Linked DNA regions of Homo sapiens: region 2 is linked to region 1. A link is a loop called in an ENCODE intact Hi-C map of the cell type or tissue named here. Cell type or tissue: ovary. All regions are shown on one strand. Each heading gives the region's core, and the rest is flanking DNA. Links, peaks and the distances in the headings are about the cores only.

What was found. A loop is a pair of places that touch in the nucleus more often than their neighbours do. Peaks named below come from ENCODE experiments on the same cell type or tissue, not always from the same donor. Only the 100,000 strongest peaks of a DNase experiment are listed, where the experiment ranks them.
Region 2: it touches region 1 in a loop (2.3-fold over the local background); 6 of 110 quality-filtered maps call a loop at or near these places.

The regions. Positions count from the first base shown.
Region 1 is chr4:88,360,370-88,376,903 of GRCh38, forward strand. LOC105377326 (a long non-coding RNA gene) reads left to right here and starts at 1,094. Exons shown (of 2, transcript XR_938964.2): 1 at 1,094-1,576; 2 at 1,681-1,784. In ovary, for the core only: a CTCF peak has its summit at 9,053 (motif pointing right); no DNase peak of the experiment used is centred there.
Region 2 is chr4:88,230,996-88,247,529 of GRCh38, forward strand. It overlaps a transcript of ABCG2 not described here. Among named protein-coding and RNA genes, the nearest start is that of PPM1K, 45 kb to the right of the region's middle. RefSeq lists an enhancer at 13,136-13,668. In ovary, for the core only: no CTCF peak of the experiment used is centred there; a DNase peak (open chromatin) is centred at 9,396.

The DNA.
Region 1 (16,534 bases), core at 5,682-13,681:
AGCAGCCCTTGCTCGCTCTTGGCGCCTCCTTGGCCTTGGCATCCGCTCTGGCCACACTCAAGGAGCCCTTCAGCCCGCTGCTGCACTATGAGGGCTGCTCTCTGGGGCTGGCCAAGGCCGGAGCCGGCTCCCTCCACTTGTGGGGAAGTGTGAAAAGAGAGTTGCCATATACACTGTGGAATACTATGCAGCCATAAAAAATGATGAGTTCATGTCCTTTGTAGGGACATGGATGAAGCTGGAAACCATCATTCTCAGCAAACTATCGCAAGGACAAAAAACCAAACACCTCATGTTCTCACTCATAGGTGGGAATTGAACAATGAGAACACATGGACACGGGAAGGGGAACATCACACACCAGGGCCTGTTGTGGGGTGCAGGGAGTGGGGAGGGATAGCATTAGGAGATATACCTAATGTTAAATGACGAGTTAATGGGTGCAGCACACCAACATGGCACATGTGTACATATGTAACTAACCTGCACGTTGTGCACATGTACCCTAAAACCTAAAGTATACTTAAAAAAAAAAGAAAGAAAGAAAGAAAAGAAAAGAGAGGTGCCGGCAGGAGCCGGGGCTGCACGCGGCACTCGGTGCTCCTGGGCTGGCGCGGGTTCCAGGTGAGCACCAGCTCGGCAAGCCCCACACTTGGCGTGGCCAGCTGGTACCTGCTGGGCTTGATCCGAGGCTGAATCCCGTGTGTGGACCACCATTCCCTCTTCGCCAGGATAGCAGGTCTCCATCTCTTTATGGCTTACCGTCTTTTCCTCTTGATTGTCTGGGACAAGCTCCCTCTGGGCTGTCGGAGTGTTCAGGCTAGGTGCCGCAAAGTCCTGTGGTGAATGCCGGTGAGAGGTGAAGCCGGCTGGGCTTTTGGGATGGGTGGGGACTTGGAGAACTTTTGTGGCTAAGGGTTTGTAAATGCACCAATCAGCACTCTGTCAAAATGGACCAATCAGCTCTCTGTAAAACGGACCAATCAGCGCTCTGTAAAATGGACCAATGAGCTCTCTGTAAAATGGACCAATCAGCAGGATGTGGGTAGGGCCAAATAAGGGAATAAAGCACGCCGGCTGAGTCAGCAGCGGCAACCCGCTAGGGTCCCTTTCCATGTTGTGGAAGCTTTTTTCTTTCGCTCTTCACAATAAATCTTGTTGCTGCCCACTCTTTGGGTCCATGCCAGCTTTTATGAGCTGTAACACTCACCTCGAAGGTCTGCAGCTTCACTCCTGAAGTCAGCCAACCACAAACCCGCCAGAAGGAAGAAACTCCAGACACGTCCGAACATGGGAAGGAACAAACTCTAGACACACCATCTTTAAGAACTGTAACACTCACCACCAGGGTCCGCGGCTTCATTCTTGAAGTCAGCGAGACCAAGAACCCACCAATTCCGGACGCAAGCTGGTTATTTTGAGAAACTCCAGACACAGGAGTAGCTCTGAAAACAAGGATGAAGGTTGCCCTTTGGTAAGGGAAATTTACATCTATGAAGAAAATATCTGGGGGGTGTCTCCTCTGCACCGGGAAGAGAGGGATGACTAAACCACTAGAGGCTCTTAACGGAGAAAGGTATCAACTTAAATCTGCATAACAACGCTTATCTTTAAAAATGTTTTTCCTGGCCATCTTACCTTAACTGGCTGTTCCCTATACTCTTTTTTTTTTTCTTTCAGAGAAATGATGGTATTTCAGCCTGAAGTCTAAGACTAAGATCTACTCTAGAGATTTACTAATTTCTCTGGATTATCACCAATGTATACAAGAGGTTTACATGTTATTACATCTCTGTGTGTTTTTCTGTTGTTAATTTGTCTTTTATTACAGGGAGTCCCAGCTAAGAATTCATGAAAAGTGATGAAGAAAATGATTTTTCCTCCCCATACCAGTTTTAAATGCAAATATAAGAGCATTTAATTAGTACGCAAAATCACCAAAATTGTCCAACTTTTATTTTTTTAGCCGTTATACGCATCTGTATTTCATTCTTACCCGTCTTTCTTTCCACTGAAACACTGCACAAAACTTACTTATCTGTTTTATTTCACTTCTTAATGCCCCACATATTCCACTAACACTCTTACTTTTGGCTTAATGATAAGGGAAGATTGAAAGGGAAAAAAATTATGGGTTGCCCTGTCTTCCCTTTTCTTTCTATGTCATCACTTTCAACATAAGAGGCTGGCTAATCCTGAGAAGTAATAGGAGTAAGACAATAATAAGGGTCACTTCTTTCCTTTGTGTTTTTGGAATGCCATTGCCTTTTTTCTGTGTTGGAAACAAGTTCTGGTTTAACAGAAGTGTGACCTCGGCTGGGTACAGTGTCTCAGCCTGTAATCCCAGTAACCAACTACGGGCAGATCACTTGAAGCCAGTAGTTCAAGACCAGTCTGGCCAACATGGTGAAACCCCGTCTCTATTAAAAATACAAAAATTAGCTGGGTGTGGTGGTGCGTGCTTATAGTTACAGCTACTTGGGAGGCTGAGGCAGGAAAATTGCTTGCACCTGGGAGGGGGATGTTGCAGCGAGCTGAGATCGTGCCACTGCACTTTAGCCTGGGCAACAGAGTGAGACTCCATCTCAAAAAAATAAAATAAAATAAAAATTATATATACATAAAAAGGGTAAGGGTTTGGAGCATGTCCACACAAGTTATGGCAGTAAATCTGGTGGTGGTGGCAAGACAGGTCATGGGAGGAAGAGAAGAGGAGGTTTGCCTAGCAAAGGTGGTCTGGTTATATAGATGAAATCTCACAGGTAGCAGCCCTCAAAGAGAATAGATGGTAAATTTTGATAAATAGATGTTAGAGTCTCCACTAACCTTTCCTAAATCTGGACAAGGGAGGGCTTCAAAGAAAGCTTGTTTGCTTCCATTGTTTCGTTCACTTTATCTTCTCTACAGATACAAATCTCTCCCACAAAAGACAGCTTTGCAGGGTCACTCTGTCTGCAGGCACCCTAGTCACAGAATATGTCAAAGAAGCATATTTTGAGGTGAATAGTTCAGTTTTCTTCACACTCATGAAGTGGACCCTGCCTACCACTTGTGTCTGGAGCAAATACCTCCAATTCCTTGTTGGTAGGTTGTGGAGTGACTGCTCATTGCCACCTAATATCTCGTCTCTCCTTCCTTTCTTTTTTTTTAAATAGAAACGGGGTCCCATTCTATTGCCCAAGCTGGTCTTGAACTCCTGGGCTCAAGCAATCCTCCTGCCTCAGCCTCCCAAAGTGCTGGGATTACAGGCGAGTCACTGCACCTGGCCTCTCCTTCCTTGATAACAGAAATCCAATTTTGTTTGGAGTTTAATGTGCTGAGCTAAAAACTACATTTTCGGCAACTTCTGCAGCTGCTATAGCCACATGAATAAGTTTTGGTTAATTGGATGTGCACAGAAGTGTTTTATGGGATTTCTGGGATAACAGTCTCTTTCCTCCTTTTAGTAGCTTTGGAATAGAGTTGTGATAGCTAGAACTCCATCTGGAATCTTAGAAAGTGAGGTGACCTGCAGGATGAAAGTTAGGTCCTCAAATGAAGCAGAAACACAGAAGGTGACTGAGTCCCTAAAAAACCAAAGCATTGCCACCCCAGCCCTTGGCTGCTTATATTGGGGTAACCTGCCCCCAATATTTCAATGTAGGTTCTTTCTGTTTTCCCTAAGTATTGGCTGATCTGAGAAATAAAGAGAAAGAGTACAAAGAGAGGAATTTTACAGCTGGGCTACCAGGGTGACATCACATATTGGTAGGTCTATGATGCCCACCTGAGCCCCAAAACCAGCAAGTTTTATTAAGGATTTCAAAAGGGGAGGGGGTGTATGAACAGGGAGTAGGTCACAAAGATTACATGCTTCAGAGGGCAAAAGGCAGAACAAAGATCACATGCTTTTGAGGCGAATAAAGATCACAAGGCAAAGGACAAAGCAAGATCACAAGGCAAAGGGCAAAGTCAAAAACTCCTGATAAGGGTCTATGTTCAGCTGTGCACGTATTGTCTTGATAAACATCTTAAACAACAGAAAACAGGGTTCAAGAACAGAGAACCAATCTGACCTCAAATTTACCACAGTGGGATTTTTTCCCCACCCTAATAAGCCTGAGGGTACTGCAGGAGACCAGGGTGTATTTCAGTCCTTATCTCAACCGCATAAGACAGACACTGCCAGAGTGGCCGTTTATAGACCTCCCCCCAGGAATGCAATTCTTTTCCTAGGGTCTTAATATTATATTCCTTACTAGGAAAAGAATTTAGCGATATCTCTCCTACTTGCACGTCCATTTATAGGCTCTCTGCAACAAGAAAAATATGGCTCTTTTTGCCCAACCCCAAGTCAGACCTTATGGTTGTCTTCCCTTTTTCCCTAAAATCACTGTTATTCTGTTCATTTTCAAGGTGCACTGATTTCATGTTGTTCAAACACGCATGTTTTACAATCAATTTGTTCAGTTAACGCAATCATCACAGGGTCCTGAGGTGATGTACATCCTCAGCTTATGAAGATAACAGGATTAAGAGATTAAAGTAAGACAGGCATAAGAAATTATAAGAGTATTATTAGGGAAGTGATAAATGTCCATGAAATTTTCACAATTTATGTTTCTTCTGCTGTGGCTCCAGCGGGTCCCTCCATTCGGGGTCCCTGACTTCTTGCAACATGCTTACCTCTGAATTTTTTACCTGTGAGAGAAATAAGCTTGTATTTGTTAAACCATTATTTTTTACAGCTTTATTATGTGCAGGTAAAATTAATCTAAACTTGCATGGAAGTCTCCACTAGTTCACCTAGGTTAAGAAATTAAGTTAAACATTTTTTTTTTGAGATGGAGTTTTGGTCTTGTTGTCTAGGCTGGAGTGCAGTGATGCAATCTCGGCTCACTGCAATCTCCACCTCCCGGGGGTTCAAGTGGTTCTCCTGCCTCAGCCTCCCAAGTAGCTGGGATTACAGGCACCCACCACCACACCCAGCTAATTTTTATATTTTTAGTAGAGACAGGGTTTCACCATGTCGGCCAGGCTGGTCTTGAACTCCTGACCTCAGGTGATCCACCCTCCTCGGCCTCCCAAAACCCTGGGATTACAGGCATGAGCCACTGCGCCCGGCCAAGTTAAACGATTTTTTTTTTTTTTCGAGATGGAGTCTCATTCTGTCCCCCAGGCTGGAGTGCAGTGGCGTGATCTCGGCTCACTGAAAGCTCCGCCTCCAGGTTCACACCATTGTCCTGCCTCAGCCTCCCAAGTAGCTGGGACTACAGGCACCCACCACCACGCCCGGCTAATTTTTTGTATTTTTTGTAGAGACAGGGTTTCACCGTGTTAGCCAGGATGGTCTCGATCTCCTGACCTCATGATCCGCCCACATCAGCCTCCCAAAGTGCTGGGATTACAGGTGTGAGCCACCACGCCTGGCCAACAATGTTTTAAACACATCTCAGGCAGTCTTCAGTTTGTTGTTGGGCAATGTGTCGTGAAGCCGCTGGTATGAATGACAATCATTTCTAGGATTCAGAGGCCCTTTTCCTTTATCTTCCCAGGTCAGGACTATTTTCTGGATTTCTGAGATTGCTGATAAGTGCAGTATTCTGATAATGACAATGTTGTAGTAGAAATAGTAATAGTAATAACATGAGTATAACATTTCTTATTTTTTAAAAGTAAATATTAAAATTATGCAACAAATTTGGGGTAGAAAGCCATAAAAATTCATGTGGATAATTATAAGACTACCACTGAAAAGAGATGTCAACCATTGACATATATCAACCGCGAAAGAGGAGGCATGATAAGAGATTAAGGTGACTAATACTTCTATCTAGTGTTCAAATTGAAAACTACCATTTCTTGTCTATAAGGACAATGTCGGGTTTTAGCAAATGTTTTCTTTCCCCCAGCTGACTTGTGCTGGGCCATCCTAATTGTCTTGTCCATTTGCAAAAAAAAAAAACAAAAACAACAACAACAACAGAAAAACACTAGATAATATTCCAGGGAGCCACCTGGAGGTGACTGAGATGGCAGCTGGAGTATAATAAAAAACTAAGCATATTAGGGAGTGTGTTCTATTTTTTTATTTGTCTTAAGGGCTGAAAGCACGGAGTGTGGGCTTTGAACTCAGAACAATGGAGTTAAAGAGAAGACAGTCTAAGAAGAGAAAGGCAAAAGAACAATGGAGACTTGCAGCGCTCCTGCCTCCTCTTAGATGTTCTTCTACTTGCCTCTGGAGGATTTCCCCCAGACTGCTTTTTCTACTTCCTCACTGGTCTATCTGTGTCTCCTCAACCCCACTCACTCCATGATGACCTTTCAGAAGCTCACACTCTCTCATCCCCTTTCTAATGTCCTCCTCACCTCACATTGAGTCAGGGCTGTTTAGTGGAAAGAGGGTTTGATTCTGGGATCCCCTACTTCCTTACTAGTTATCTTGAGCAAATCACTTGAGTTTTCTGAGGCTTAAGTTGTTCATATCTGTACCTGGGTAGATAATACATGGATAATATGTACCTTATAGGGAGGTTGCTCAAATTGGACGATGTATTGTGAAAGAGACAGATGTGGTAGGCAGTTGGGGCATTTCATTTTATTTTCCTTTTCTCATTCTCTTCCCTTCCGTAAATCACTGTTAGGGGAAAATTAGTAAAAAAAGAAAAATAGGCTACTGGAATAAAATATTAGGTATAAATAATTTTCAAAGTTTGATTTTAGAGGTATGATGACAGTGAATTTCTATTGATTTTCTGTTTTTTCATGTGAGTATTCTTTGATAAAGGGACACTATTCTACTTACTCATCTGCAAGCTCAGGACAAATTACTCTCAGCTCTGTAAGCCCTCTCATGCTACTACTCTGTGGTTATGAGGACACACGAGGGAAATAGCTGGAAAGATTTTGTAAAGTCTAAAGTAAATGCTAATGAATAGTAATTATTATATTTTGTTTGCTCCTTGTTATACCTATAGTGGATATTCAGTAAAGATTTTTTATATTTTTTATTTTTTAAACTTTATTATTATTATTTGAGACAGAGTTTCACTCTGTTGCCCAGGCTGGTGTGCAGTGGCACCATCTCGACTCAATGCAACCTCTGCCTCCTAGGTTCAAGCAATTCTCCTGCCTCAGCCTCCCGAGTAGCTGGGATTACAGGTGTGCACCATTATGCCCAGGTAATTTGTGTATTTTTAGTGGACACGAGGTTTCACCATATTGGTCAGGCTGGCCTTGATGTCCTGGCCCCAAGTGATCCACCTACTTCAGCCTCCTGAAGTGTTAGGATTACAGGCATGAGCCACTGCATCTGGCCAAGATTTTTTTTTTTAACTATTGACTGAAGATAGAATAATATGGCAATATAATATGAAACTAGTATTAAATTGGCAGGAGGGATGTGCATTAGTCTGTTCTCATGCTGCTAATAAAGACATACCCAAGACTGGGTAATTTATAAAGGAAAGGTTTAATGGACTCACAGTTCCACATGGCTGGGGAAGCCTCACAATCATGGTGGACGGCAAAGGAGGAGCAAAGTCATGTCTTACATAAATGGCAGCAGGGAAGAGAGAGAGAATGTGCAGGGAAACTCCCCTTTATAAAACCATCAGATCTTATGAGACTTATTCACTATCATGAGAACAACACAGGAAAGACCCACTCCAATGATTCAATTACCTCCCACCCGGTCCCTTCCATAACACGTGGGAATTATGGGAGCTACAATTTGAGATGTGGGTGGCGACACAGCCAAACCATATCAGAATGTGTACAAAAGACATTATTTGTTATAGAGCCTAGAAAAAGGAGCAATTCACGTGGTGGAATCTAAGAAAGGCTCCCACAAGGGTGGGTGTGATGGCTCACACCTGTAATCCCAGCACTTTGGGAGGCTGAGGCTGGACAATTACTTGAGGCCAAGAGCTCTAGACCAGCCTGGGCAACATAGTGAGACCCTGTCTCTACAAAAAATTTAAAAATTGGTCGGGCATGGTGACACAGACCTGTAGTCCCAGCTACTTGGGAGGCTTGGGATGGGAGGATCACCTGCACCCAGGAGATCGAGGCTGCAGTGACCATGATTGCACCACTGCACTCCAGCCTGGGGAACACAGTAAGACCCTGTCTCAGAAAGAAAAAAAAAAAAAGAAAGAAAGAAAAAAAAGGCTTCACAGAGATGAGACATTTAAGACATGTTTTTTCATAAAAAGAAATGAGGAAAAGGAAATTCCACAGAGAAACCACAGAATGAATAGAGGCATCGATTTAGGAAAAAGCAAGCACGAAAAGGCAAGTAGTTCATTTTGACAGTAGTCCCTGTGTATGTGTGGTGGGGTGGGGGGGATATATATAACTATAACTATCAGTGAGATAAATATAGAAAGGTTGGTTACAAGTGGATAATAGAAGGCCTTTAATTATATGCAAAGGATTTTGTTTTCTTTGTTTTTCTGTAGGCAAAAGGCCTACAACCATTAAGAAAAATAAGTGGTGTGATCAGACCTGTGTTTTCCACAGGCAACACTCAGGAGAATAAGAAGGATCTATTTGTGATGCCAGTTGTTAGATATAGAGACATTTGAGATGTTGTTGCCAAAGACCTCAACTCTGGTAGGAGTGATGGAGACAGAAAGAAGTAGATAGAAAATGGGATATTGATGATATCAGCCAATCAGCAATTAATCCATTAGGGGAGGGTTTTCCTTTTTTGTTTTTTGAAGCAGGGTCTTGCTCTGTCACCCAGGCTAGAGTAAAGCAGAGTGAACACAGCTCACTACAGCCTTGACCTCCTGGGCTCAAGTGATCTTCCTGCTTCAGCCTCCCGTGTAGCTGAGACCATAGGTGTGTGCCACCACGCCAGGCTAACTTTTCGATTTTTTGTATAGACAGGGTCTTGCCTTGTTGCCCAAGCTGGTCTTGAACTCCTGGGCTCCAGCTATCCTCCCCTTTGACTTCCCAAATTTTTGGGATTACTGGTGTGAGCCACCGCCCCTGGCCTGAGAGTTTTGCAGTGGCAAGAAAATGTAAGATGAATTGGAGGTTTTTAGCTGGAATGGTTTTAAGGAAGTGCCACTAGGGGGCATGAAAGGAAAGATCAGGGAATAAAGAGTGTTCTAAGACTTTAGTAAAAATTAAACAGGCTTTCTAGTCAAATGGATCAGTGTTAATATCCTACCATTTAGGCCAGTGCAGTGGCTAACACTTGTAATCCCAACACTTTGGGAGGCTGAGGCAGGTGGATCACTTGAGGTCAGGAGTTCAAGACCAGCCTGGCCAACATGGTGAAACCCTGTCTCTACTAAAAATACGAAAATTAGCTGGGCGTCGTGGCACCTGCCTGTAATTCCAGCTACTTGGGAGGCTGAGGCAGAAGAATCGCTTGAACCTGGGAGGCAGAAGTTGCAGTGAGCTGAGATCACACCACTGCACTCCAGCCTGGGTGAGTGATAGAGTGAGACTCCATCTAAAAAAAAAAAACAAACCCTGCCATTTATACACATCGTGTAACTTCAAGCAAGTTACCTAAACTCTCTGAGCCTTAATTCCTTACCCTCAAAAATGAGAATAATAATAATAATACTTATTTTGCATGATTGATATAGAAAGTCGTGTTGCTTAACTCCTTAGCATCTGTCTCAGCTTTCTTCCAGCAACATGCCTTTCATCTGGGATCTGCTTACTCCGCTCAGAAAGTGCATGGATGAGATTCCATCCTGATCCACAAGGTAGACTGACTACCCCATTGGCTTCCACAGTGATTGCCTCAGGGGTAGACATATGACCCAAATCGGGTGAAGACTTTTGTTTTGAGCAGATTTTTTCTGTACACAGGCTGTGAAGCTGAGAGCTGGATATATATAAAGTTTAGAGCTGCTGTAACCCTCTTGCAATCTCAGAGGAGCTCCTGGAATTGCAAGATAGACTGCATGGAGCCTGAAGATGAAGCCCTCATAGCAAGAGGCGGAGTGAAGAGACAGAGAAATGGAGTCATTAAGGACATTGGTTAAGTCCTTGTTTTCAGTAGTGCCTGTAATCAGCCATTCTGGTGGATTTTTCAGTTACTTGACTTTAATAATAAACAGTTGCGCTGTAATCATAAATACCTCCTAAATGCTCACGTGCTTACAACAACAAAAATTATCTCTTGCTGATGCTACATGGGCTACCTGCAGCGCTGCTTTATTGTTGTTTTTAATCTGGGACTCAGTAAAATAGAGCAGTCTCTCTCTAGAAAATCACCTGTTGTAACGGAGGAAAAGAAAAGTAGGAAAAGAAGTGCTCGCTCTAAACTATCTGCCTGAAGTTGCTTGCTTCCCACTTGCATATAATTGGCCAGAACAAATCACATGGTCAAGATTGATGTCACAGGGTGGAGAGGGGCAGCAAAGTTTTTTGAAAAATAATAATGCAATCTACAAGTAAATTTCCCTTTTGCTTAAGTGAGCTTGGGCTATATTTTCTGTCACGTGCAACCGAAAGAATCTTTTTTTTTTTTTTTTGAGACAGAGTCTCACTCTGTCACCCAGGTTGTAGAGCAATGACGCCATCTCAGCTGACTGCAACCTCCGCCTCCCAGGTTCAAGTGATTCTCATACCTCAGCCTCGCAAGTCGAGTAGCTGGGATTACAGGCGCCCTCCAACGCACCTGGTTAATTTTTGTATTTTAGTAGAGACGGGGTTTTGCCATATTGGCCAGGCTGGAGAATCTTAACTAAGGAAAGGTGATGAAAGAATTAGATATTTTATATAAAATCATCAACACATGGTAAGTACTCAAAATATCGGACCTTCTGTTTCCAAGTGCATGAACACAGATTAAGTGAAAATTATCTTTCTTAAAAAAAAAGATGTGCTCAATTTCTTTAATATACATTTTATTCACTTATCTCACTAACATTTATTCAGTTTTTTTTTTTAAATTTGGCAGACACTGTGCTAGGTGCTGGGAATACAAAATGAGTACAATGCGCTTACATTTTAGTTATTCAGTAGATTTTCTTTTAAGAAATAACAATATGAGGTTTCAGTGTCTTATATTGATAATATCAAACTCTTACAGTCTGAGCATATGAAACATTCTCCAAGGTCAGCCATATCTTAGGCCACAAAACAAGACTCAACAAATTTTAAAAAGTAAAAATTATATTGTGTCTTTTGTGATCATAGTGGAATAAAACTAGAAATCAATAACAAGAACCTCAGAAACTACACAAACACATGGCAACACAAACAACATGCTCCTGTATGACCAATGGGTCAATGAAGAAATTAAGAAGGAAATTAAAAAATTTCTTAAAACAAACGAAAATGGAAATACAACATACCAAAATCTATGTGATATGGCAAAAGCAGTACTAAGAGAGAGGTTTATACCAAAAAACTAAAAAGACATCAAATAAACAAGCTAAAAAATGTACCCCAAGAGACCAGAAAAACAAGAACAAACCAAACCCAACATTAGTAGCAGAAAAGAAACAATAAATATCAGAGCAGAAATAAAATCAGAGCAGAAATAAACGAAATTGAGACTAAAAAAATTACAGAAGATCAACAAAACAAAAAGTTTTCTCGAAAAGATAAAATTGACAAAACTTTAGCTAGACTAAGAAAAAAAGGGAGAGGACCCAAATAAATAAAATCAGAAATGAAAAAGGAAACATAACAGCTAAGACCACAGAAATACAAAGAATCATTAGAGACTATTATGAAAAACTACATGCCAACAAATTGGAAAACCTAGAAGAAATGAATAAGTTCCTGGACAAATGCAATCTACCAAGACTGAACCACAAAGAAATAGAAAACTTCAACAAACCAGTAACAAGTAACAAGATCAAAGCCATAATTAAAAAAATCTCCCATCAAACAGCCGAGGACCTGACAGCTTCACTACTAAATTCTACCAAACACTTAAAGAAGAACTAATACCAATCCTACTCAAACTCTGTTAAAAAAAAAAAAAATGAAAAAGGAGAGAATACTTTCAAACTCATTTTACTAGGCCAGCATTACCCTGATACCAAAACCAGACAAGGACACAACAACAAAAACTACAGGCCAATATGCCTGATAAACATAGATACGAAAATCCTCAGCAAAATACAAGCAAACCAAATTCAACAACACATTAAAGAGATTATTCACTCATTAAAGAGAGTGATCATTAAAGAGAGTGATCAAGTAGGATTCATCCCAGGGAAGCAAAGATGGTTCAACATACAAAAATCAATAAATGTGATATATCACATTAACAGAAGCAAGAACAAAAAAACCACATGATCATTTCAATAGATGCTGAGAAAGCATTTGGTAAAATTCAACATTCCTTTATGATAAAAAATCAAAAAACTGGGTATAGAAGGAACGTATTTCAAAATAATAAAAGCCATATATGACAAACCCACAGCCAATATCATACTGAACTGAAAAACTGGAAAACCTTTCCTCTAAGATCTGAAATAAGACAAGGGTGCCCATTTTCACCTTTTTTGTTTTTTGTTTGTTTGAGTCAAGGTCTTACTCTTTCACCCAGGATGGAGTGCAGTGGCATGATTTCAGCTCAATGCAACCTCTGCTTCACAGGTTCAAGGGATTCTCCTTCCTCAGCCTCCCGAGTAGTTGAGATTACAGGCATGCACCACCACACCAGGCTAATTTTTGTATTTTTAGGAGAGACAGGGTTTCACCATGTTGGCCAGGCTGGTCTCAAACTCCTGACCTCAGGTGATCCACCCACCTCAGGCTCCCAAATTGCTGGGATTACAGGTGTGAGCCACCGCGCCCGGCCCACTTTCACCATTTTTATTCAACATAATACTGAAAGTTCTGGCCAAAGCAATTAGGCAAAAGAAAGAAATAAAGAGCATCCAAATTGGAAAGAAAGAAGTTAAATTCGTCTTTTTCACAGATGACATGATATTATATTTAGGAAACCCAAAGACTCCACCAAAAACAACTGATAAACAAATTCATTAAAGTGACATGATACAAAATCAACATACAAAACCAGTAGCATTTATATAAACCAACAGCAAACAATATAAAAAAGAATTCAAGAAAGCAATTCCATTTACAATAGCTAAAAGAATATAAAATAATTAAAAATCAATTTAACCAAAATGATCTATACAAAGAAAACTATAAAACACTGATTAAAGAAATTGAAGAGGGGCTGGGCATGGTGGTTCAAACCTATAATCCCAGCACTTTAGGAGGCTGAGGCAGGTGGATCACTTGAGGCCAGGAGTTTGAGACCAACCTAACCATCATGGTGAAACCCTGTCTGTAGTAAAAATACAAAAGTTAGCCAGGCGTGATGGCACACGCATGTAATCTCAGCTACTCGGCAGGCTGAGGCATGAGAATCTCCTGAACCCAGGAGGTGGAGGTTGTGGTAAGCCGAGATGGTGCCACTGCACTCCAGCCTTGGTGGCAGAGTGAGACTCAGAAGAAAGAAAGAGAGGAAGAGACAGAGAAAGAGAGAGAGGAAAGGAAGGAAGAAAAGACAAAAAGTAGAAAGATGTTTAATGCTCATGGATTCGAAGATTCAATATTGTTAAAATGTCTATATTATCCAAAGCAATCTATAGATTTAATGCAATTCCCATCAAAATTCCAATGACTTTTTTCAGGGAAATAAAAGTTATTATTATTTTTTTTAAATAGAAGACCATTAACAGCCAAAGCAATAAGCATAAGAACAAAGCTGTAGGCATCACCCTACCTGTCTTCAAAATGTACTACAAAGCTAGTAACCAAATCAGCATATTAGTATAAAAACAGATACACAGATCAATGGAACAGAATATAGAATTCAGACATAAATCCACACACTTAGAGCCAACTCATTTTTGACAAAGAAGCCAAAAATATATAATGGAGAAAGGACAGTCTCTTCAATAAATGGTGCTGGGAAAACTTCTGCATGCAGAAGAATGAAACTAGACCCCTGGCCGGGCGTGGTGGCTCACACCTGTAATCCCAGCACTTTGGGAGGCCGAGGCGAATGGTTCACCTGAGATCAGGAGTTCGAGACCAGCCTAGCCAACATGGCGAAACCCTGTCTCTACTAAAAATATAAAAATTAGACGGGCGTGATGGCAGAGGCCTGTAATCCCAGCTACTCAGGAGGCTGAGGCAGGAGAATTGCTTGAACCTGGGAGGTGGAGGTTGCAGTGAGCAGAGATTGTGCCAGTGCACTCCAGCCTGGGAGACAAGAACAAAACTCCATCTCAGAAAAAAAAAAAAAGAAAGAAAGAAACTAGACCCATATACAAAAATCAAATCAAAGTTAATTAAAGACAATATAAGATGTGAAACTACTAGAAGAAAACATTGGGGAAATGCTTTGGGACATTGCTCTGGGCAAAAAATTTTGTGGAAGATCTCAAAAACACAGGAAACAAAAGCAAAAATAGACCAGTGAGATTACATTAAGCGAAAAAGCTTCTCCACAGCAAAGGAAACTCAACAAAGTGAAGAGACAACCCACAGAATGGGAGAAAAATATTTGTAAACTATCTGTCTGACAAGGGATTAATAACCATATTATTATAAGAAGCTCAGATAACTGAACAGCAAAAAAAAAAATCTGATTTTAAAAGGGCAAATGATCTGAATGGACATTTCTCAAAAGCAGACATACAAATGGCCAACAAGTATAAGAAAAAATGCTCAACATCACTAATCTTCATAGAAATGCAAATCAAAACCATGAGATATCATCTCACCACAGCTAGAATGGCTTTTACCAAAAGATAGGGAATAAGGAATGCAGGTGAGGATGTAAAGAAACGTACACTGTTGATGTACATTTCATACATTGTTGGTGGGAATGTAAATTAGTACAGCCACTATGGAGAACAGTATGGAGGTTCCTCAAAAAACTAAAAATAGAAATACCATATGATTCAGCAATTTCACTACTCTGTGTATATACAAAAGAAAGGAAATCAATATATCAAAGAGACATCTGCACTCCCACATTTACTGCAGTACTATTCACAATAGCCCAAATTTGGAATCAGGCTAAGTGCCCATCAATAGATGAATGGATAAAGAAAATGTGGTACATATACATAATGAAATATTGTTCAGCCATAAAAAAAGAATGGAATTCTGTCATTTCTGCAGCAACATGGGTGGAATGGTCATTATGTTAATGAAATAAGCCAAGCACAGAAAGACAATTATCACGTGTTTTCACTCATATGTCAGAGAGTAAAAAAAAAAAAAGTGAATCTCATGAAGATAAGGAGTACATTGTTGGTAACCAGAGTCCAGGAAGAGTAGGGGTAGGGGTGAGGAAAATGAAGAGAGGTTGATTAATGGGTACAAATATACAGTTGGATAGAAGAAATAAGACCTGGTTCAATAGCTCAGTAGAATGACTATAGGTACATTTCAAAACCACTAGCCAATAATAATTTGAATGTTCCTTTTTTTTTTTTTTTTTTTTTTGAGATAGGGTCTGGCTCTGTCGCCCAGGCTGGAGTGCAGTGGCACGATCTGGGCTCACTGCACCTTCCACCTCCCAGGCTCCGGGCTCAAGCAATCCTCCCACCTCAGCCTCCCACGTAGCTGGGACTACAGGTATGTGCCACTGCACCCAGCTATTTTTTGTAAAGATGGGGTTTCACCATGTTGCCCAGGCTGGTCTCCAACTCCTGAGCTCAAGCGATCCTCCCATCTCGGCCTCCTAAAGTGCTAGGATTATAGGCATGAGCCACTGTGCCTAGCCCAAGATAAATTATTTAAGGCGATAGATATCCCAATTTGATAATGTGTCAAATTATCATATGTACCCCCAAAACATGTGCATCTATTATGTATCAATAAAAGATTTTTTAGGCCAAGAGTGGTGGCTCACGCCTGTAATCCCAGCACTTTGGGAGGCTGAGGCAGGCGGATCACTTGAGGTTAGAAGTTCGAGATCAGCCTGGCCAACATGGTGAAACCCTATCTCTACGAAAAATACAAAAATTAGCCAGGTGTGATAGTGCCCGCCTGTAATCTGAGCTGTTCAGGAGGCTGAGGCAGGAGAATCGCTTGAATCGGGGAGGTGGAGGTTGCAGTGAGCTGAGATCGTGCCACTACACTCCAGCCTGGGTGGCAAAGCGAGACTCTGTCTCAAAAAAAAATTTTTTTTTAAAGAAATAACTTAATTTGAGGGCTCAGTATCTTATGGTAATAATACCAAACTCCTACATTTTGTGCTTGAGAAAAGAAATAAACATTAAGAAATTACTATTCAGAAAAAGGTTATATTTGGTATACAGCAAAACAGAACCAGAAATACTAATACTATCCACTGACTCACTACTCATCAATCCAATTGTCCGACATACCCTTATTAGCATCTACCAAGTTCCAGGTACTCTTGAGGTAGAAAAATAAAGAACATTTGTTCTTCTCTTTAAAGAACTTGAAACATGGTCATGAAGAGTGGTGAATTGAAATTACATAAATAGGTTCTGTAATAGTTTCTTTTAAAAAAAAATCAATAATGCTGATGATGGCTAACATTATCAAAGTTACCAAATCTAAAAAC
Region 2 (16,534 bases), core at 5,639-13,638, 130 kb before region 1:
CAGTTATGATGTGTGACGCTGGAAGCAAAGCAGCCCAAATCTCAGTGCAGAGACAGTGGTAATACGAAGAAGATTTCTACACTTAGGAGTTTTCCTAGACAGACTTCAACCAGGACCCACGCCTACTAAACAGACGAGTATCAGTCCAGGAACTTTCCTTCCTGCCTGCTCTTGGGGCAGGAGAAAGAATGAGAGAGGAAACTTGGCAGCCCCCAAAGTAGATCCTGCAGCTACCAGGGAACATTGAGGCTTTCCGAGTAAACTAGCCTCGAGGAAATGTCCCGAGTGAAATTAACAGCTCTCCTATCTCCTTGGGTTCCTTTTTTCTCCACTACTAGCTGATTATGAACCACATTTCTTTCTCGATCACTGGGATTCAAACAAAAGACCTAATGGTTCCAGTCAGCGTGGGATCCTCTTCTGGCATTCCTAGCAAGGGGCTAGAAGAAGGGGGAAAGTTACATGTCAGAGAGATATTTTTGTATCTTTCTCTTTGTGCCGCGGAATTCTGATGACAGCATCTCCAACACAAACAGCAACTTTATTTTCGAAATGGAAGGATAAAAACCAATTCTAGCAAATGGCTTTGCTCTGTGCGTAAACTTCCTGTGCTTTTTTAACCCTGATGTAACTGAGGGTCTCCTCTCACAGGCCCTGCCTTCTAGCACACACAAAAAAACAACCAAGCAGGACTATGACATAATTTGAAAAGGAAGCGAATTAAACCAAAACAAAGAGTTAGGTTTCAATGCAAAGGCCCACCAGAAATCTAAAGAGGACCGAGAAGCTGTATACTTGGAGCATGCTATACTTTTCATGTTATTCTTTCCTAAACCAAAAGTAAAATAGGAAGTCAAGACTGTGCTAAATAGGCATTTCTCTCTCTCTCTCTCTCTCTCTGTGTGTGTGTGTGTGTGTGTGTGTGTGTGTGTATTTTAAATAGAGACGGGGTCTTGTTATATTGGCCAGGGTGGTCTCGAACTCCTGGCCTCCAGCAATCCTCCCACCTCAGCCTCCCAAAGTGTTGGGATCACAGGCATGAACCACCAAACCTGGCTTTTTTTTTTTTTTTTCTTAGGCAAGATCTCACTTTGTCACCCAGGCTGGAGTTAAATAGGCATTTCATATTCTGAAAACATGATAGATGTCAAAAGAAAAAATATGACATTTACTAAGTGCTTCTAATTCCACTGTTTACTGGCCTTGAAAAGCTTCTTAAGCCAAGCCTTCCCCAACAATAAAATAGTGATAACAATAATACCTTCCTTACAGAGTTGTCATGATAAATTTCATGAGATTCACAAAATACCGATTACTGAATTTGTCTTGCTGTTAAGTTCTGTTTATATTTAAGTCACTATCCTGATTATTCACTGTGTTGTGCAGTACCTAGGACAAATTAGGCATTTTGTAAATATTTATTGAAATGAAATGAACGTTTAAAAAATCTTGAAGTTGTTAAGAAATTCCATTTATCTATTTTTATAAATTTATTTTAATATGGTAAAATATGTATAACATAAAATTAGCCATTTGAAACATTTTAAGAGTTCAAGTCAGTAGCATTAATTACATTCACAATGTTGTGTCACCGTCACTGTTTCTAAGACTTTTTTGTCACCCCAAACAGATACTCTGTAATCATTAAGCAATAACTCCGTCAGGGATTTTTTTTTTCTGTTTAATTTTAAATTTTTATTTCTTGTAGGTACATAGTAGGTGTATATATTTATGGGGTACATGAGATATTTTCATACAGGCACACAATGTGTGGTAATCTCATCAGGGTAAATGGGGTATCCACCACCTCAAACATTTATCCTTTGTATTATAAGCAATCCAATTATACTTTTTTCATTTTATTTATTTATTTATTTATTTTTTTTGAGATGGGGTCTCACTCTAATGCCCAGGCTGGAGTGCAGCAGTATGATCTCAGCTCACTGCAACCTCCACCTCCAGGGTTCAAGCAATCCTCCTGCCTCAGCCTCCCAAGTAGCTGGGATTACAGGTGTGTGCCACCACATGTGACTAATGTGTTTTTGTTATTTTTAAGTGGACAATTAAATTATTTTTGACTACAGTCACATTGTCGTGCTAGCAAATACTAGGTCTTAATTATTTTTTCTAATTATTTTTTGTACCCATGAACCATCCCACTTCCCCCCACCTCCCCAATACTTTTCCCAGCCTCTGGTAACCATTCTTCCACTCTCTATCTCTATGAGTTCAATTGTTTTAATTTTTAGCTCCCACAAATAAGTAAGAACATGTTACGTTTGTGTCTCTGTGCTTGGCTTGTTTCACTTAACATAATTACCTTCAGTTCCATCTGTATTGTTGCAAATGATAGGATCTCATTCTTCTTTTTTTTGAGACAGTCTCGCTCTGTCACCCAGGCTGGAGTGCAGTGGTGCAAGCTCAGCTCACTGCAAGCTCCACCTTCCGAGTTCATGCCATTCTCCTGCCTCAGCCTCCCAAGTAGCTGGGACTACAGGCACCCGCCACCATGTGGGTATTTTTAGTAGAGACGGGGTTTCACTGCGTTAGCCAGGATGGTCTCAATCTCCTGAATTCGTGATCTGCCCACATCGGCCCCCAAAGTGCTGGGATTACAGGCATGAGCCACTGCACCTGGCCAGATCCCATTCTTTTTCATGGCTAAATAGCACTCCACTGTGTATATGTACCACATTTTCTTTATCCATTTGTCTGTTGATGGATACTTGGGTTGCTTCCAAATATTGGCTATTGTGAATACAGCTGCAACAAACATAGCAATGCAGATATCTCTTCAATATACGGATTTCTTTTCTTTTAGATTTATACCTAGGAGTGGGATTGCTGGATCATATGGTATCTCTACTTTTAGTTTTTTGAAAAACCTCCAAACTGTTCTCCATAGTGGATGTACTAATTTATGTTCCCACCAACAGTGTATGAGGGCTTTCTTTTCTCTATCCTCACCAGCATTTATTATTGACTGTCTTTTAGATAAAAGCCAGTTTAACTGGGGTGAGATGATATCTCATTGTAGTTTTGATTTGCATTTCTCTGATGATCAGTGATATTGAGAGCCTTTTCATATACCTGTTTGCCATTTGTACATCTTCTTTTGAGAAATGTCTATTCAAATCTTTCACCCATTTTATACTTAGGCTATTAGATATTTTTCCTATAGAGTTGTTTGAGCTCCTTGTATATTCTGGTTATTTATTCCATGTCAAATGGAGAGTTTACAGATATTTTCTCCCATTCTGTGGGTCGTCTCTTCACTTTGTGGATTGTTTCCTTTGCTGTACAGAAGCTTTTAAATTTGATATGGTCCCATCTGTCCATTTTTGCTTTGGTTGCCTGTGCTTCTGGGGTATTATTCAAGAAATCTTTGCCCAGTCCAATGTCCTGGAGAGTTTCCTCAAAGTTTTCTTTAGATAGATTCATAGTTTGAGGTCTTTAATCCATTTTGATTTGATTTTTGTATATGGTAAGAGATAGGGGTCTAGTTTCATTCTTCTGCATACAGATATCCAGTTTTCCCCACACCATTTATTGAAGAGACTGTCCATTACCCTCTGTATCTTCTTGGCACCTTTATCAAAAATGAGTGCACCATAGGTGTATGGATTTGTTTCTGGGTTCTCTATTCTGTTCCACTGGTCTATGTGTCTGTTTTTCTGTTTTTATGCCAGTATCATGATGTTTTGGTTACTATAGCTCTGTAGTATAATTTGAAGTCAGTGTGATTCCTCCAGTTTTGTTCTTTTTGCTTAGGATAGCTTTGGATATTCTGGGTCTTTTGTGGGTCTATATAAATTTTAGGATTCTTTTTTTTTCTATTTCTATGAAGAATGTCTTGGTATTTTGATAGGGATTGCATTGAATCTGTAGATTGCTTTGGGTAGTATGGACATTTTAACCATAATGATTCTTTGAATCCATGAACATGGAATATCTTTCCCTTTTTTGTATCCTTTTCAATTTCTTGCATCAATATTTTATGGTTTTCGCTGTAGAGATCTTTGATTTCTTTGGTTAATTCCTAGGTATTTTATTGTATCTGTAGCTATTGTGAATGGTAATACTTTTTAAATTTCATTTTTAGGTTGTTTGCTGTTGGCATATAGACATGCTAATGATTTTTGTATGTTGATTTTGTATCCTGCAACATTACTGAATTTGTTTATCAGTTCTAACAGGTTTTTGCTGGAGTTTTTAGTTTTTCCAAATGTAAGATCATATCATCTGCAAACAAGGATAATTTAACTCCTTCCTTTCCAATATGGATGCCCTTTCTTTCTTTCTCTCATCTGATTGTTCCAGCTAGGACTTCCAGTACTTCATTGAATAACAGTGGTGAAATTGGACATTCTTGTCATGTTTCAGATCTTAGAGGAAAAGCTTTCAGTATTTTTCCCATTCAGTGCGATGCTAGCTCTGGGTCTGTCATATATGGCTTATATTATGTTGAGATATGTTTCTTCTATACCCATTTTTTTGGGGGAGTTTATCATGAAGGAATGTTAAATTTTATCAAATGCTCTTTCAGCATCAATTGAAATGATCTTATGTTTTTTGCCCTTCATTCTGTTGATATGACTTATCACATTAATTGATTTGCATATGTTGAACCATTCTTGCATCCTTGGGATAAATCTCAATTGGTCATGATGAATGATATTTTAATTTGTTTTTGTATTCAATTTGTTAGTATTTTGATGAGGATTTTTGCATCAATATTCATCACTGATAATAGCCTGTCCCTTTTTTAAAAAATATGTCCTTGTCTTTGTGGGGTTTTTTGGTTTTTGGTGTTGTTTTGTTTTGTTTTGAAACGGGGTCTGACTCTGATGCCCAGGCTGGAGTGTGGTTGCATGATCACAGCTCCTTGCAGCCTTGACTTCCCAGGCTCAAGTGATACTCCCACCTCAGCCTCCTGAGTAGCTGGGACTATAGGCATGAACCATCATGCTTGGCTTATTTTTGTATTTTTTGTAAAGTTGGGGTTTCACCATGTTTCCCAGGCTGGTATCATTGTGTTTTTGATATGTTTTGACATGTTTTGGTATCAAGGTAATGCTGGCCTTGTAGAATGAGTTTGGAAATGTTCCCTTTTCCTTTCCTTTTTGGAATAGTTTGAATAGGATAGTATTTGTTTTTCTAGCAAGTATTTGGTAGAATTTAGCAATATAGCCATTGAATCCCAGGGTTTTTCTTGCTGGGAGATTTTTCATTACAGCTTTAATCTCATTACTTGCTATTGGTCTGTTCAGGTTTTAGATTTCTTCATGGTTCATTCTTGGTAGGTTATATGTGTCTAGGAATTTTTTCATTTCTTCTAGCTTTTCCAATTTATTGGCATATAGCTGTTCATAGTAACCATTAATGATCCTTTGAATTTCTGCAGGATTGGCTGAAATGTCTCCTTTTTCATCTCTGATTTTATTTATTTGGGTCTTCTCTCCTATTTTTTTTTCATTTGTGTGGCTAAAGGTTTGTCAATTTTGTTTATATTTTCAAAAAATCGGCATTTTATTTTGATCTTTTGTATTGTTTTCTTCATTTCATTTATTTCTGCTCTGATCTTTATTATTTCTTTTCTTCTACTACTTTTGGGTTTGGTTTGTTCTTGCTTTTCTAGTTCTTTAAGATGAATCCTTAGGTTGTTTATTTGAAGTTTTTCTTCTTTTTTGATGTAGGCACTTACAGCTGTAAACCTTCCTTTTAGTACTGCTTTAGCTGTATCCCATAGGTTTTGGTATGTTGTGTTTCCATTATCATTTGTTTCAAGGAAGTTTTAAATTTTCTTTTAATTTCTTCATTGACTCAGGAGCATATTTTTAAATTTTCTTGTGTTTTGTGTAGTTTCTAAACATTCCTCTTGTTATTGATTTCTAGTTTTATTGCATTGTGGTCAGAGAAGATGGTCCATATTATTTCATTTTTTTGAATGTTTTAAGACTTGTTTTGAGGCCTAACATAATCTATCCTTGAGAAAGATCCATGTGGTGAGGAGAAGAATATGTATTCTGCAGCCACTGGATGAAATGTTATGTAAATATCTATTAGGTTCATTTGGTCTATAGTGGAGATTAAGTCTGATCTTTCTTTGTTGATTTTCTGTCTGGAAGATCTGTTCAATGATGAAAGTGGGGGGTTGAAGTCTCCAGCTCTTATTGTATTGGATTCTATCTCTTTAGTTCTAATATTTGCTTTATATATCTGGGTGCTCTAATGTTGGTGCAGATATATTTCAATTGTTATATACTCTTGCTGAATTGACCCCTATATCATTATATAATGACTTCTTTGTCTCTTCTTAGAGTTTTTGTCTTGAAATCTATTTTGTCTACTCTTTTTTGGTTTCCATTGGCATGGAATATCTTTTTCCATCCCTTTCTTTTCATTCTATGTGTGTCTTTTTAAGTGAAGTGTGTTTCTTGTAAAGCAACAGATCATGAGATCTTGTGTTTTCATCCATTCTGCCACTCCATGTGTTTTTATTAGAGGGTTTAGTTCATTTATATTCAGTGTTATTATTGATGAGTAAGGACTAACTCCCACCATTTTGTCATTTGTTTTCTGGTTGCTTTTTCCTCCTTTCATTCCTGCCTGTCTTCCTTTCAACCAAGATAATTTTCTCTGGTGGTATGATTTAATTTGTTGCTTTTTATTTTTTATGTATCTGTTGTATGTTTTTTGATTTGAAGTTACTGTGCAGCTTGCAAATACTATCTTATAACCCACGATTTTAAGCGGATAACAACACTGCTTGTTTAAACAAACAAGCAAAGAGAATAATAAAGACCAATAGTCTACTCCTTAATTTCATCTGCCAACTTTTAAACTTTTTGTTGTTTCTGTTTATATCTCATTTTACCGTCTATGTCTTGAAAGCTTGTTGTAGTTATTTTTTTATTGGTTCATCTTTTTAGTATTTCTACTTAAGATTGGAGTAGTTAAGTCTACACTTACAGTGTTATAATATTCTGTGTTTTTCTGTGGCGTTACTATAATATTACCAGTAAGTTTTGTACCTTCAGATGATTTCTTCTTGCTCATTACTGTTCTTTTCTTTCTGATTGAAGTACTGTCTTTAGCATTTCTTGTAGTACAGGTCTAATGTTAATGAAATCCCTCAGCTTTTGTTTGTCTGGAAAAGTATTTCTTTTTCATACTTGAAGGACATTTTTGCCAGATATACTATTCTAGTGTAAGAGTTTTTTTACATAAGCACTTCAAATATGTTATGCCACTCTCTCCTGGCCTGTACAGTTTCCACTGAAAAGTCTGCTGCCAGACTTATTGGCACTTCATTGTATGTTACTTGTTTCTTTTCTCTTGCTGCTTTTTGAATCTTTCCTTTATTTTTGATCTTTGGGAGTTTGATTATTAAATGCCTTGAGATGTTCTTCTTTGGGTTAAATCTGATTGGTGTTATATAATCTTATATTTGGTTATCAATAACTTTCTGTGGGTTTTGGAAGTTCTGTGTTATTCCTTTGGATAAACTTTCTATCCCTATCTCTTTCTCTAGCTCCTTTTTAAGGCCAATAACTCTTAGGTTTGCCCCTTTAAGGCTAATTTCTAGATCTTCTAGGCATACTTTATATTTTTTTATTCTTTTGTTTCCTCTGACTGTATATTTTCAAGTAGCCTGTCTTCAAGCTCACTGATGCTTTCTTCTGTTTTGATTTATTCTGCTGGTGAAAGACTGATGCATTCTTCACCATGTCAATTCCATTTTTCAACTCCAAAATTTCTGCTAGATTCTTTCTAATTATTTCAATTTCTTTGTTAAACTTATCTGACAGAATTCTAAATTCCTTTTCTGTGTTATCTTGAATTTCTTTGCATTCCCCCAAACAGCTATTTTGAATTATCTGTCTGAAAGGTCATATATCTCTGCTTCTCCAGGATTGTTCCCTGTTCCCTTATTTAGTTCATTTGGTGAGGTCATGTTTTCCTGGAAGGTCTTGATGCTTGTGGATGTTCATTGGCGTTTGGGCATTGAAGAGTCAGATATCTATGGTAGTCTCTGCACTCTTTCCAGGCATTTAAAAAGACTTGGGTGTTGAGATCTAAGACATATCTACATTAGGGGGCATCTCAAGCCCAGTAACACTATGGTTCTTCCAGACTCATAGAGGTACTGCCTTGATAATCTTGAATAATATTTGGAATAATTCTCTGGATTACCAGGCAGATTCTTGTTTCTTTCCTTACTTTCTTCCAAGCAAATGGAGTCTGTCTTTCTGTGATGAGCTGTCTGGAGCTGGGGGTGGGGTGACACAAGCACCCCTGTGGCCACCACCACTGGGACTGAGTTGGGACAGACCTGAAGCTGGCACAGCACTGAGTCTCACCCAAGGCCTGTTGTAACCAGTACCTGGCTACTGCCTATGTTCACTCGAGGCCCTAGGGCTCTGCAATCAGCAGGTGGTAAAGCCAGCGAGATTTGTGTCCTTCTCTTCAGGGCAGCAAGTTCCCCTAGACCCTATTCTTTTCCAGAGATGCCATCCATGAACTAGGGACTAGAGTCAAAAATCTTAGTAATCTACCTGGTGCTCTATTCTACCACAGCTGAGCTAGCACACAAGTTATGTGACACAGTTATTTCTACGCTTTCCTCACCTTTCTACAGGCAGAGGAAACTCACCCATGGCCATCACCTCCACAGGCCCAAGGGGAGTGCTGCCGGGCTACCACCGAGGTTCACTAAGGCCCAAGGGCTCTTCAGTCAGCTTATGCTGAAGGCTGCCAGGTCTGGGACTCACTCTTCAGGGAAATGGTCCACCTTCTGGCCCAGGGAAGGCTTAGAAATTCCATCTAAGAGCCAAGGCCTCTAATTAGGGGCCCCAAGAGCCCACTTGTTACTCTACCCCACTGTTGCTGAGCTGGTACCTAAGGTGCAAGATCAAGTCCTCTTTACTTTTCCCTCAGCTTTTTTCAAGCAAAAGGAGTCTCTCACCATAGCCACCATAGCTGGGACTGTGCTGGTTCACATCTAAAGCCAGCATATCTCTGAGTCTTACCCAAGGCCCATGGCAAGTACTGCCTGGGTGCTGCTGCTGATTATTCAGGGCCCAAGGTCTCTTTAATCAGCAGGTGATGATTCCTCCCAGGATAGGTCCTTCCTTTCAAGGCAGTGGATTCCCTTCTGGCCTAAGGTATGTCTAGAAATACTGTCTGGGAACTAGGGCCTGGAATGGGGGCCTAATGACCCTGACTAGTGCCCTATCCTACTGCGGCTGAGTTGGTATCCAAGTTGCAAGACAAATTCCTCTTTACTCTTTCCTCTCCTCTCCTCAAGCAGAAGTAAGGCTTCTCCTTTGCAGCTGAGGGCTGTGCTGCCTGGTGTTTTGGGAGGGGTAGTGCAAGCACTCCTGTAGTTGCCCTGGCTGGTGTCTCAGTAGGTCACATGTCCCTCATGTCCACTGGCTACACGCCCAACTCAGCACTAAGACTTGTGTAGGAGTTGCAGTCCTTATTGCCTAAACTGCCTTTCAAGTTTATTTAGGGCCCCAGAGCATTTTAGGTCATAATGATGAGACTTGCTGGAACTCAAGTTCTGACTGTTGGGATGGGCCATTCCCCTCTGGCTAGGGCTAGTCTCAGTGCTCCCTCAATGGGCAGGCATCATTTGAGTTCAGCCCAGTTTTGCTTTCTGTTGTGACAGGGCAGCTTTGAGTTCAATGCCTCTCACAATCACTGCACTGTCCCTCTCCCAAGTGCACAGATTCTCTCTCTGCACCTACGGCCATCGCCAGAGGATAGGGGTGGGGTGCCATCAGCAATTCAAGACTGTCTTTCTTGCCCTCTTCAGTGCCTCTGTCAGCAATATGAAGTTAAAACCAGGCACTGTGAGTGCTCACCTGATTTTTCATTCTTAGGAAGGTGCTTTATTTTATATTATTTCTTTCATGACTGCCTTGCCTGAAGAAAGATGCTTTTTATGTATAGATAGTTATTAAATTTGGTGTTCCTCTCTGGGGACAATCAGTGGAGCCTTCTATTCACCCATATTGCTCTGCCCTCTCTCTCTGATTTTTTTTTTTGTTTTTTAAAAAATGGGGTTTCACTCTGTTGTCCATGCTAAAGTGCTGTGGCATTATCACAGCTCACTGCAGCTTCAACCTCCGGAGCTCAAGCACACCTCAGCCTCCCAAGTAGCAGGGACCACAGGTTTGCACCACCATGCCTGGCTAGTTTTTTAAATGTTTGACATTTTTTATACAGATGGGGTCTCATGTTGGCCAGGCTGGTCCCAAACTCCTGGGCTAAAGCAATCTTTCCACCTCAGCTTCCCAAAGTGCTGATATTACAGGCATGAGCCAATGCACCTGGCCAGGGTTTTGTAAATATGAGGATCATTTTTTCATTTGGTAAGACTCCCTCTTTCCTCATGGTAGTATTTGCACTTTAAGTATCCCGGAAGAGAAAGTACAAAATGCCAATAACAACATAGATAACTCTTTAAAATAAACATATTTTAATCACACAACATAAATCTACATACATTTGAAATATGTGTGAGATTATTCTTTTTCCCCCCAGAAATGGGGTTTTGCTATGTTGCTCAGGCTGGTCTCAAACTCCTAGCCTCAAGCAATCCTCCCACCTCAGCTTCCCTAGTAGCTGGGATTACAGGCATGCCCCACTATACCTGGCAGATTATTCTTTATTCCAGGTAGAAACCAAGTTTAGACAAACCTTGGTATGAAATTTCTGCCATTTCTGTGGATATATCTAAACTTCTTTTATTATTTATTTGTTTATTTATTTATTTATTTATTCATTTTTTGAGAGAGAGTCTAGCTCTGTTGCCCAGGCTAGAATGCAGTGGCATGATCTTGGGTCACTGCAACCTCCACTTCCTGGGTTCAAGCGATTCTCCTGCCTTAGCCTCCAAAATAGCTGGGATTACAGACATGCACCACCACACCTAGCTAATTTTTATATTTTTAGTCGAGACGGGGTTTCACCATGTTTACCAGGCTAGTCTCGAATTCCTGACCTCAGGTGATCCACCTGCCTTGGTCTCCCAAAGTGCTGGGATTACAGGCGTGAGCCACTGCACCCGGCCTAGTGATACACTTAAAAGAAGTTCTGATACAGCTATAGAGGTGGTAAGACTTTTATTCTAAGATTTTTTCTAAACAAAATAAAGCTAACCTGCAAATACAGTTTTAAAGATAATTAACACATATTGAAAGTAAATAACTATGTTTCTAAGGATCAGCTAGGCACTGTTCAGGAGAAAAAGGGGTGATTTCTGCCCTCCAGGGTTGGTGTCAAGGTTGAGTTGACAAGACTAACACACATGACCTGAAAAGTGTTGGCTGAATGCCATATTGGTTCAGGCTGTAGGTAATTGGAGAAGGGAGCGCAGTGTGGGATGAGGCAAGTTGTGATATTAGATCCTCACTTTCTACTGATGTAGACTTCATGCCAACTTGGCCAAGATGACCAAGTGAACTCAGCAAAGCTGAGAGAAACTGGGCTCCAGCTCTCATGATTTCCATCTATTCCAGAATAATAAATGTTAGATAAATCCTTCGTTAAGAAGTAACCAAAGACTTTTTTTCCTTTGGGGCAAATCTAAATGATTCCAATTTAGAAAACACATACTTTTTTTTCTGACAGAAGATAACACAAGCTTTAATTTTCAAATTTCCTCCCATGTTTCATGTGAAGGAGTTAAGGTCATGCTGCCCCAAAATATGCTGCTTTGGCATGTTAACTATTTTGAGCTGAAGGCACTTGAGAAAGAGCTGACGCAGGAAGGGCTCTCTGACCTCCCCTTTTCTATTTAAGAATAGGCCATAAAACTTCCCATGAGGAAGGTGCCCTCCTTATACCAGAAAGACAAGAAATCCTTATCACCAGAGACTGGGAATCGACATTGAAATGGATCTGCATAAACAAACTTAATAAATAATCCTTATATCTTACTAGTTTTACCCCCATTCATATATCTCCCAGTCATTTCCCCACAATTTATTACCTCCAGTCCAAACCCCTTTATCTTGTTATTTCTTCATAAATGTATAATTTCTTTGTCAAAAATGTTTAGAAAGATTTCTGCTCTAGTCACTTCTTTAGAGCGTCATGTGAAAGCCCATGTACATGTAAAAATTTAATAAAGCTTGTCTACTTTTCTCCTGTTTATCCATCTTATGTCTGTTTAATTCTTAGTCCCAACCAGAGAATCTGAGAAGGTAGAGGATAATGTGTTTCCTCCTCAACAGATGTAACACGTTATTTTATGTTATTAAATATACTATTAAGACCATTGTAATTCAATATAGAAAGGTAGAAAAGAAAGGAAAGAAGGAAAAACTAGAACCTAAATGCTTATCTCCAAGGGTACGAGTAAATAAAATGCAGCAAATGCATACAATAGAATGTTATGCAACAGTTTGAGATAGAAATACATGTGCTATATTGACAAAGACCTCCAATACATATTAATTGAAAACAGCAAGCTGCTAATTAACACAGGGCATATAAATTCATTGATATTAAAAGACACACACAGACAGACACACATACACACACCTCACAGAACAAAAATATATATTTCTGTATGTATCTAGTATTCATTTATTTACAAAATCACCTAGAAGAAACTCTGAAAGACATGCCCCCAAATGGCAACAATCTCTGGGAAGTATGGCATTGGGAGGCAGGATGCAAATATACATCTCTATTATTTAAAGACTTCCCATCCTTTGAGCTGGAGCTGCAAGGTAAAAATAATAACAAATAAATAACAAAAAAGATTTCCCAATAGATATTCATGTATTTCCCTGTCTTTCTTAGGGTCAAAATCAAAGAGGGCTGGGTACAGTGGCTCATGCCACTAATCCCAGCACTTTGGGAGGCCAAGGTGGGCAGATCACTTGAGCTCAGGAGTTCAAGACCAGCCTGGGCAACACTGATGGTGGCGGTGGCCTGCCTGGAGTAGCCACTGTGAGGATACCAGCTGCAGGGAGGGAGGCATAGCCAGGGCTGCATGCACCACGGAACCGGCGGGGCCGGGAACAGCTGATCCCAGCAAAAGCCCCATGCCCTACGGAGTTGGTTGGGTGGTTGGGTGGGAGCCCATGCTCCCGGGTGCAGCTGCAGCCGCCCAGCCATGGCTCTGGACCCAGGCATGCCTGTACTCTCAGGGCCCTGGGAAGCCCTGCAGGCTCTCACTCCCTGTCCTCTTCCCGCTCTCAGCACCCGCCCCCATGGCAGAGCAAAGCTGCGGACGTATCCTGTTAACTGAGCCCAGGTGCTGTTGTGACCCGGCCAGGTGTGCACACACTTGGGGCAGCACTGACACACCACCGCCCTGCCACCGCCACCTCAGCCCCCTCCAGAAACTGGTTCTGAGGCTGAAACTTTGGGTGCCAACGAGTACGGGAGGGAGGCCTGGGGGGCTGAGGGTGGCTTGGGGCGGGCCTAAGGATGCCCCTTGCGCAGACAGCCTGGGTGCCATGGATAGCATGTTGTTGGTGGTGGGCGACAGGCAGGTTCCTTCCGTGGGAAGGGGCGGGTCCCCTGGAGCCTGGGGGCTGGGCTATCAGTTCTGGACAAAGTCTCCCACCCACAGTGAGAACTTCCTTGATACCTTTTGGCAAATCAAGTGGTGCTTTTTCCAGGCATGCCCATGGACCAATCAGCACACACTTCCTCCATTTTGAGCATTTCCTCCATTCTGAGCCTGTAAAATCCCTGGAGTCAGCCAGACTCAAGACACTCAGGACGACCTGCCTCTGAATAGGAGCTACCCACTTCTGGTCTCCTCTCTCCTGAGAGCTGTACCGCTGCTCAATAAAGCTCCTCTGCCTTGCTCACCCTCTAGCTGTCTGCATAACTCCATTTTTCCTGGAAGCAGGACAAGAACCCAGGACCCGCTGAATGGCAGGAGCAAAAGGAGCTGTAACACTTTCCTAGCTGGCTCCCGAGCTGTGGCAGGAGCTAAAGGGGCTGTAACACTATAGCCCTTCTGCCCTCCATGGGCACCAGGCAGCTGTCCCATGTGACAGGAAGCAGTGGTGGGGTGGGGCCAGCCCAGGAGCCCCGAGCTGAAGCAGGGCAGTGGGACTGAAAGAGCCGCAACACAAACGGGCTGAAACACCCTCCCCACCTTCCCCCGCCCCCAACCCCCGTCACCCCACCTCACCTTACTGGGACGAGGAGGAAAGAAGAGAGGGCTCTCCTTCTGGGAGCCCAGACCTCAGGGCTCCCTGAGTCAGAGCTCGACATGCTGTAATACTCTTTTTGGGACTCTGCGGTTCCTGGCATCTCTGAGCTTTTGGGCGCCACCTGTTCCCCTCGTCCAGACACTGGTGCCTGCAGTGGAAGCCCATTGCAATACATCTGGTCTAGCCGCATCCTCGCACAGAGCCAGTGCTTGTGTTGATGCCTGGAGCTTCCTGCCCTGCCACAGCAGCCAGCCTGCCTGGCTATGCACAGTGGCCAGACTCCACGCTCGCTCGCTGACACAACCCACACCCCTGCCACTTCATGCCTGGCTTGCTCTTGGCATGCATGGGATCCAGGCTGGTAGCACCAGCCAAGATCAGCCTGCCAGGCCAAGTGGGCGATCCCAGTGAGCATAAGCAAAACTCAAGCATAAGTGCCACCAGCCACAGACGCTTCTGGCTGGTGAAGCCACACCCTAAGGATCCTGAGACAACATGGCAAAACCCAGTCTCTACCAAAAATACAAAAATTAGCTGGATGTCGCCTGTATTCCCAGCTACTCAGGAGGCTGAGGCAGGAGGATTGCTCGAGCCAGGAGTTGAGGCTGCAGTAAGCCATGTTCACGCCACCATACTCAAGCCTGACAGACCGTTCTCCAAAAAAAAAAAAAAAAAAAGAATCAAAAGATCTGCACAATCTGTATTCTCTACCCCCTACTTCTCTGATCTCATTTTCCCTTTTACTGATTGATTTTATTTTCCCTTTTACTGATTCCCTACCCATACTTCTCAGATCTCATTTTTCTTTTTACTAATTGTAATCTCCTTGCTAAACCTCAAATATACATGCATTGATGCACCTTAGGGCTTTTGAAAAGGCAGCTCCCTTTGCGAAGAATGCTCTGCCTCTGTTTACCTATGTTGCTCATTAATTCACTTCCTTCAAGTTTTTCAAGTGGTAACTTCTCTGTGAGGCCTACCCTGACTTAATTATAATTCCCCCTACTAGCGTTCCCAGTCTGCCTCATCTTATGCTTGTTTATAGCATTACTCACCTTCTAACACATTATATAATTTGTTACTTACTATGTTTGTTTTTCTCCTTTCACTGGAATGTAAGCTCTATGAGGGCATGGATTTTTACTTCCTTTGTTCATCAGTGTATCCTTAGTTCTTAGAATTGTGCCCAGTATACCAGTCAGTGCTCGATAACATGTGCTAACTTACAAATCTTCACAAGAATATATTCATGTGTTTTGCATGTTTTTAAAAATCAAAGACTATGAATCAAATATAATCACCAATCATACAAACAAAAAGTTAGAATAAAATGTTTGAGAAGTTCCTGGGTTCTGTGGAACAAAGTTTGAAGACCTCTGGCTTAAAGCAAAATCAGACAGAGCTCACATTGATTTAGGCACACGACTTGCAATGCAAACTATTTTACCCTGGAACATCTATTTTTTCAAAACACTGGGAATAAACCAACCATTCCTAGGAGTCTCTGTGAAATCCCCAGGGATTGCTTTTTGTTTTGTTTTTGTTTGAGACCGGGTCTTGCTCTGTTCACCAGGCTATAGTGTAGTGGTGCAATCATAGTTCACTGCAGCCTTGAACTCCTGAGCTCAAGCAATCCTTCCACCTCAGCCCCCTGGGTAGCTAGGACTATGGGCACATGTCACCATAACCAGCTAATTTTTTACAAAAATTTTTGTAGAGATGGAATTTCCCAGGTTGTTCTTGAACACCTGGCCTCAAGCAATCCTCCTGCCTCAACCTCCCAAAGCACTGGGATTACTGCTGTGAGCCACCACACCCAGCCTCTCATCTACTTCTCTCTCTCTCTCTCTCGTAGAGGCAGTCTCCCAGTGTTGCTCAGGCTGGTCTCAAACTCCTGGGCTCAAGCGATCCTCCCACCTATCTCTTTATTTATTATCAAGATTCATAATTATTATTTACAAGCTCCTCAGCACTTGTAGATTTGACTTCTTGTTTTGCCAATTATATTATAAATTTCTCAGAGTTACTGGCCAGATCTTATGCTTCTATAGTCCAATAGTGAGATTCTGTCCACATAGTAAGTATTTAATCAAGGCTTTGTAATCAGCATTGTAAACCAAGTGAGAATATAAATGAGCCTATAAACATTACCCCAAGTCACACAGAACTTTGAACTTTGAAATACTAAATCTATTTCAGTGATTCTTTTCTGAATTTTAAAAGCGAAGCACCGGAACAGAACATTGGCAACTGACAAGTTTTCCTTGTTAACTCCAGATTTGTGTACTGAAAGGTGGTACAAACATCTAGGGAAGCTCGAATCAAAGCTAATATTTTTA